Regions from separate parts of the Mus musculus genome. Here all the other regions are linked to region 2. The links are chromatin loops, found by intact Hi-C in ENCODE. Cell type or tissue: heart. All regions are shown on one strand.

What was found. Peaks named below come from ENCODE experiments on the same cell type or tissue, not always from the same donor. Only the 100,000 strongest peaks of a DNase experiment are listed, where the experiment ranks them.
Region 1: it touches region 2 in a loop (2.6-fold over the local background); 6 of 42 quality-filtered maps call a loop at or near these places.
Region 3: it touches region 2 in a loop (2.9-fold over the local background); 6 of 42 quality-filtered maps call a loop at or near these places.

What each region holds. Positions count from the first base shown.
Region 1 is chrX:153,496,817-153,499,316 of GRCm38, reverse strand. It overlaps Ubqln2 (ubiquilin 2), which reads right to left and starts at 1,085. Exons shown (of 1, transcript NM_018798.2): 1 at 1-1,085. The coding sequence starts at 863. In heart, no CTCF peak of the experiment used is centred here; a DNase peak (open chromatin) is centred at 1,206; H3K4me3 peaks cover 2,130 bases; H3K27ac peaks cover 2,169 bases.
Region 2 is chrX:153,693,902-153,696,401 of GRCm38, reverse strand. It overlaps Kctd12b (potassium channel tetramerisation domain containing 12b), which reads left to right and starts at 122. Exons shown (of 3, transcript NM_175429.4): 1 at 122-317; 2 at 724-778. In heart, no CTCF peak of the experiment used is centred here; no DNase peak of the experiment used is centred here; H3K4me3 peaks cover 1,661 bases; H3K27ac peaks cover 1,561 bases.
Region 3 is chrX:153,504,684-153,507,183 of GRCm38, reverse strand. No RefSeq gene overlaps it. Among named protein-coding and RNA genes, the nearest start is that of Ubqln2, 7.7 kb to the right of the region's middle. In heart, a CTCF peak has its summit at 1,009 (motif pointing right); no DNase peak of the experiment used is centred here.

The DNA.
Region 1 (2,500 bases), 200 kb after region 2:
TCTTGAATGTCAGTGTACATGCGCCGCAGAGCATTGTAGCCACCTGGGATGCTTTCGAGATTACTGAGAGCCAGGTCTTGATTTCGCATCATCTCTTGCATCATGGCAGGATTCCTGGCGATTTCCAGCGTCTGCCTCATTATATCTGGGTTGTTCAGTAGGTGGCTGATTTCTGGGTTTCTCTGGATCAATTGTTGCATCTGTGGATTGGCCATGATGAGCTGCCTCATCAGATCAGGATTCGAAAGCATGCTCTGAACAAAGGGATTTTCCATGATCTGGATCATCATCTCAGGGCTGGCCAGGAGCTGCTGCTGCATCTGGTTCTGAAGCTCGGTGAAGTTGGGCGAGTTCAAGCCCAGGTTACTAAGGCTGGAAAGGCTTCCCAGCCCAAAGGAGCTGCTATTCGTGGTGGTAGGTGTGGAGCTACTCCTGGGAGCCGATGATGTCGTCGCCGCCGGCGCCGCCGCCGTGGTGGTGGTCGTGGTCGTCGTGCTCGTTCCCGCAGTCGTGCTGGGCTGCGTGGTGGCCTGGCCCTGCGGACGGTTCTGGCTTTTGATAACCAGGTGAACAGTCAGTCCATCATGGATGCCATGCTGCATCAAGGTATCTTGATCTTTCAGGATCTTTCCGGCGAAAATCAGCACGAGCTGATCGGTCTGCGATTTGAAGCGTTTGGAAATCGCTTCCTTGAACTGCTGCACGGTGCTGTTCTCGGGCACCGCGAACTCCTCCTTCTCTTTGGGGGTCTTCACAGTGACTTTGATGATTTTGGGCTCGGCCGGCGGGCTGGCCGCGCCTGGGGCCGCCGCAGGGCCGCGGGAGGGGCGCGGGGGGCCGCTGCTCTCGCCGTTCTCAGCCATGGCGGCCGCGGTGACGCAGGCTCACAGGGAAGGCGCTGGCGAGCGAAGAGGGCGCGAGGGAAGGAGGTGCCGCAGCAGCGGACTGGGGCGGCCCGGCGGGCAGCGCGGATCACAGTACCTCAGAGTTGAAGGCTGCGGCTCCTCCCGGTCGTCGGCTGCGCACTCGGCTCGGCGTAGGCCTCGGCTGAGGGCTGAGAGAGCAGGTCCTGCAGGCCGTCTCCGCTGCCGCCGCCTTGTGATCTGCCCGCGCGCACTCCCAGCGACTCCTGCAGCTGCGGCGCCCGCGCTCCCGCCCCGCCCCGCCCCGCCCCGCCCCCGGCCGCGCCCCGCCCCCTGCTGACGCGGCGCCAGCCCAGCGAGCGTCTCGCGGCCGAGCGCAAAACTCCTGCCCTGCAGAGGAGGGGGGGCGGAGGGAGGGAGAGGGAGAGGGAGGGAGAAATAAACAAAGAGAGGGGGGAAGAGAAGGAAAAGGAAGGAGGCTGGAGAGAAAAGCCAGGGGACCAAGGCGAGGCGGGCGAGGCGAGGGGGGAAGGGAGGAGGCCAGGAGGAGGAAGAGGGAGGCAGCTTCTTTAGCAGCCACTGAAAGACCAATGGAGAATGTGGGTTCGCAATCTGGGAGGCAGTGAAAGGATGAAAGCCTGAATTGAACCGATCCCAGGCAAAGGACGAAAAATGAATAGTAAAGAACTCTGACAAAGCAAAAAGGGAGAATGAGCGCCCGGTTGGGGGAAGGGAAGGCATGGCGGGAGCGAGCATTTTACAAAAGAAGCCGAGAAACGGCCAACAGGCTTCTGAAAAGATGAGGCTCGCTCCTAATCAAAGGGATTCAAATAAACACAATGAGATTTTTCCTTCGGGTTTATCATATTGGCAGCGATAAAAAAAAAAAAAAGAACGTTAAACCTTGTTGACCAGGAGCCGAGAAAATGCACTCTCATGCTAGTCGTAGTATGAATTGTTGTAATGGGGCAGTTTGAAAATACAAATGGACATTTTAAGGATTTGCACCTTTGTTTAGAAAGACCTAATAATCAATTCGAAAAGTATATATAAACAACGTGGCATTTTAAAAAATAGCGTTTAGCTAGTTAAATGGGTCTGTGACAGGAATACTATGATTTTGCCATACAATAAAATAATCCCTGTGTCTAAAAGATGGTGGCTAATTCATGTAGTATTACATGTCTCTAAAAAATACATTAAATGCACTGTAGTTAGGAGAAAATAATAGACGATATTTGGGGTTATTTTTTATGGTTTTCTTAACAAATGGAAACAATACATGTGTGTAGGTGTCAGCATCAAAAAGCTTGTAGACTGTATGTGTGAAAAAAATCTGAAAGGCTATACTCCATTATGATAAAGGTAATTATTAGTAAGAGCTGAAATTGTAAATAATTCTTATTTTCTATTTTTATAAGATTGTGAATTTGATGAATAAATATGCATTGCGTTTATGATTTTTAAAAACTACAAATATTATTTTCAGACAAGAGTAAAGGTAAAAATTGACAGGCACACAATAGTCGTGGCAGAAATTAACATAATCATTATGGATTAAATAAAGAAAACAAAAAATGGAGTATTACTGTTATAGAAAACCTGAATTATAGAAGAAATTATTCTGAAATCATTTA
Region 2 (2,500 bases):
TTTGCTTTGCTTTGCTTTGCTTTGCTTTGCTTTGTTTTGTTTTGTTTTGCTTTGCTTTGCTTTGCTTTGCTTCTTGTCTGGCTGCAGAATAGAGCGGGAGGCTGGCTGAGCTGGAGAGGAAGTCAAGTATGTCATAGCAGAGGAGGAGGGTCTACAAGACTGCTAGTTTTAAAGAGGAAAACTCAAATCAAGCACCAAAACACACAGCAAGGGAGAGGAAGAACAGAAAGGCATTCCTCTGTGGAGGTGAGCCCTCACAGCACTGAGGCAGACAGGCACTGAAGCTCGATTTGGCAGTACCTGGCTCGAGACTCAAGGTAACTATTTTATCACCCTCCTTGTCTTTTCTTTCCAGTCCATCGCTTCTGGAATTTCAGAGCTTCTGAATTTGAGCTGGGGATAGGCACGTCTGCTGCTTCTCTATTGAGAGATCTACTGTGAAGCCTGAGACTGGAAAGCAGTTTAGAGTTCCAAAAGCAACCGAAGCGCTTTCCGAGGGGGGGGGGGGCGATCAGAAAAATTCATATTGCTTTCTAGCATCCGTTGAATTTTTAAAGTATTTTGATTGGGTTTAATGCTTCTGGGTGCTAACCTTTTCTTTTATGAGCGAACAACAAGTCACAGATACAAGCTAGTTAGAAGCACAAGGGAATATTGCTGAGGCAAAGAATTGTTTCTTAATTCTTACTTGAAGTTGTTTTCTCCCTTTGCTTGCACTTCCAGTTTAGCTGTTAACTACTTTGATTTCTTGGATCTCCGGCTTGGAGCAGCATACAAGGTGGGGATCACTTTCCTAATTTGAATGTGTGGCTTTGTTCTTACAAACAAGTAAATATTTAAAACACATTGGTTTAAAAGAGGAGAGAGACAGAAGCCAAGAGACAGAAAAGAAAGTAAAAGATTCCAGAAGAAAATGGAGGGCGGTAGGTAGGAAAGGGGGATTAAGACATAGGGATTTCAGGCTTAATAAAATAGAAAACTGGCTGGTTACAAAGTGTCTTGTTTTCTTAGAAATGTCTTCCTGCACATTTTTTCTGTCAGTCACATATCATTTTGACGAGCTTACAGTTCAGTGTACTTTGCTACAGCTGACTTTTGTCTTTGAAAAACATGGATCTTGGTTACAAGTTGAATTATTCAGAGGCAGAAAGGGAGCGATACATTGGTTAGTTTCCTTACTGCCTTTAAAACGCTAGAAAAAATAACTCAGTTCTTCTGGGCTCGGTATACAGCTGCTTTTATTTGTCTTCTCTGCAGCCTGATTTAAGCCCTTTATTAAATGTCACCCTATTTACTTCCTCCTACAGGGACTCTTATTTCTTTGATTAACTGAGGGCACTACTAACACACCCTCATCAGCCTCCTGTTTCTTCATGAAAGAGAATAAATGAGACATTTTAGGGTTTCTTAAAAGGCTGCCCTCTGCCCGTCCCCAGACCCCCCACACACAAAGGGGGAAGAAGCATTTCCAAAACTGACTGAGGGTTAGGTTAAGAGAACTCTTTGTGTTTGTTGCTTGTCTGTTTCCCCATAAGCAAAACCAGCTTGACAGAGAACATTGGGCAGGAGAAGGGGAGAAAGAAGTTATGCAGGAAGCTTTGTACGTAGAAAAGAATTTTTACATTGCAAACACATACAAACAGATAAGCGTCTTCCTGCATGTCCTTCTTTACTTCATGCAATGATGTGTGCACAAGGGGCTGTTTTGAACTAGATATGTTCATTATTATAGAAACCACTTCCATTTTCTTTCTAACAGAAAGAAAAAAGTAAATCAAATCAAAACCAAACAAAAACCAACCAACCAAAAACTGCTCACGTATTGAGACTCCTAGCTATGAGTAGTGTCACATGTAGCTTTTCACAGTAACATTTCTATATCTATGTTTAAAAATGTTTGAGAAAGGCAGCAGCAGAAGTTCCAGTGCAGTTCCGTCCTGACTTTTGTTCTGATTTCTTCTCCCAGAATAAAGGCTCTGTCCTTTTGAAAGTAGCTAACATTGTTTTGTTAACACAAGTGGCAAACTGGCTACTCAGCTTGACTCCCTAAAACAGTGCTTCTCAAGTTTCCTGATGCTGCAACCGTTTAATACAGTTCCTCATGTTGAGTTGACCCCAACCTCAAATTATTTTCATTGCCTACTTCATAACTAATTTTGCTACTGTTATGAATCATAAAATAAGTATCTGATATACAGGGCATCTGATATGTGACCCCCAAGAGGGTCGCAACCCACAGGTTGAAAACCACTGCCCTAGATTGATTGTAACTCTAATTCATAGGATTTTGGATCATTGGCTTATAACTGAAGTTTTCAGGTCAAAAGTCTGACTTCTGGCAGCCTTTACATGCTACCCCTTCCCCTCCCTCAGCTATCTTCATATGAGAAAGGAACAAGTAATTGTGAAAAACGAGGGGTTTATTCAGTGCATCCACACTGAGAAGGGGACGGGGAGTTTGTATAAAGGGCAAGAGACATGTATAATTAAGCAACCCTAG
Region 3 (2,500 bases), 190 kb after region 2:
GTGCTCTTAACCACTGAGCTCTCCAGCCCCATGAAACCATTCTTGACCATTTCAACAGAGTGCGCTTCTGATTCAACTTCTCCTTCAATTAGCTTGGAAGGTATCTATGATTAACTGCTACAAAGTCTGTAACCGCAGGGCAAACTTCAGGTTTCTTGTCTTGTCTTCACTAATCTGCCCTCTGGAGGTACTCCAAGTAAAACCTCACTGCTCTCCTGCGTGGCAGGCCTTCCGTTACTTGAAGCTACCCACCATCTCTTTAGATGAAAGCATTCCTGACCTTTTCAATAATTGTTGTGTCTGTTTGGAACCCACTCACCATCTTGGTCACTTTCCAAGTTATCTATGCACATCTTAATTGTAGCACTCTGATATGGCCCAGACTCCCACATAAACTATCAAGTACAGAACAAAACATTCTTTGTTCTGGGCATCATGCCTCTTCTAACAACGTCTAAAATTTCATTACATGTGTATGCACTGTAACCCCACACAACTAGCTCATCTTGAACTTATAGTAAATAAAACCCAGTCTTCTTCACATATGCCACACTCAAGCTACATAACCACCTACTCTTGGAAGCTCAATTCTGCAATGAATAGCAATTCATATTAGGTTCTATTAGATTGAATCCTAGTAGATTCAATCTTTCCCCTAGGCTCTCTGTCTTCTGTGTACGTCTGTAACAGGACAAGAAATATCTATCCACATTGATTGGCACATATGCATTGACTGACTGAACACAGTCGGTCCAAAGCGCTAACCATCTACAGCCTATTATCTCTGTCTTTTATCATCTAGCTTAGTGCTTCTCTACTTCCCTAATACTTCGACCCTTTAATAGCATTCCTCGTGTTGTGGTGACACCCCCAACCATAAAATTATTTTTGTTGCTACCCCATAATTGTAATTTTGCTGCTATTATGAATCGTAATGTAATGATTTTTGATACGCAGGATATCTGATATGTGAACCCTGTGAAAAGGCCATCGACCTCCACCCCCACAAGGGGGCGCGCCCCACAGGTTGGGAACCACTGATCTAACTATTGCTACTCCATTTGATTCTCAAGGCCATTTAAAGGAACTGTCAAAAGCCTCAGTGAGGTACACAATTGCTATTGTCTCCCGAGGTCTCTAGAGACAGTGCAGCCTAAAGCAGACATCGTCCAGGGCAGCTGGAGCACAAGTGATTGCCAACTTCAGACATACCACATGTATTAGGCCACTGCAAACAGATGATATTAAAAAGCAGTTTCAAATATTGTCTTAACTCAAATGTCACAAAGGCAGGACTCTAGATTGCTTTTTCATTTATGACAAAGACGGTTCTCATGCGTGCATTTTTATGTAACCTGTTCCAAGGTAAATAGCAGCAAAGATGTGTTTATTTAACAAGAGATAAGTGTCTACTGAGCAATACCAGGCCACCTGATATAAAATTCTACAGTCTCTAATGATAGATTAATAGGTGGATATATTTAATAGATTTAATGTGGTATAGTATATTATACAAAATTAGTATAGTATAGCAAAATCATAGTTATGGAATTGTTAGGAAAATATTCTAGAATCTCAGAATTGGGTTCAAATCTTGAGTTTGACACTTGATAACAATGCAACATTAAGGAAGCTATCTAGCCTTATTGATAAACCAAGGAACATAAAAATGGTACTACGTGGGATATATTCTAGAGCTGGGCTGTCTTGTCTGGTATCAGTGGGAGAAGAAGTGCTTAGCCTCCCAGAGACTTGAAGTGCCAGCATTGGTCAGGGGAGGGGGAAGATACCCAGGGGCCCCCTACTTACTCAGAGGAGAAGGGGGGATCAAGGAAGGATTGTGGGAGAGGGTGGCCAGAAGGGGGGCAGTGTGGGATGTAAAGTGGATAAGTAAAAAATAAAATTTAATTTTAAAAAGTTGTGCTATGATATAAAATTGTTATAACAATGACTTTACTAGGGATTGTTGCTATTCCAATGTAACAGAGAAATTAACTATATGACAAGATGGTATTGTGAAATCCATATTATAGCAGAATATCAGTTTTTGTTTATCATGCTCATGAATATTTTTAATAGTCAACTATAGCATATTTTCTGAAATTAGCTTGTTTGCTAATATACACATTAGCCCAAGAACTAACTCTCTCTCTGTCTCTCTCTGACTCTCTGTCTCTCTCTGTCTCTGTCTCTCTCTGTCTCTGTCTCTCTCTCTCTCCCTCAGTCCGTCTCTCTCTGTCTCTGAGTGTGTGCCTTGTGTGTGGTGCATACACATGTGTGAAGGTACACATAAGCCTGTAGAGGCAGAGTAGAGTATCAGGTGCTTTCCGCTACTGCTTTCTGCCTCGTTGCCTTGAAATGTCCCTCACTGAAGCAGAAGCTCACCTTTGGGATAACCTGGCTAGCCAGCAAGCTTTTGGGATGTCTCCACTCCACATTTCAAGGGTTAGAGGCATACACATGAATGCCTCGTCTTTCACATGGGTGCTGGGGATTCCAA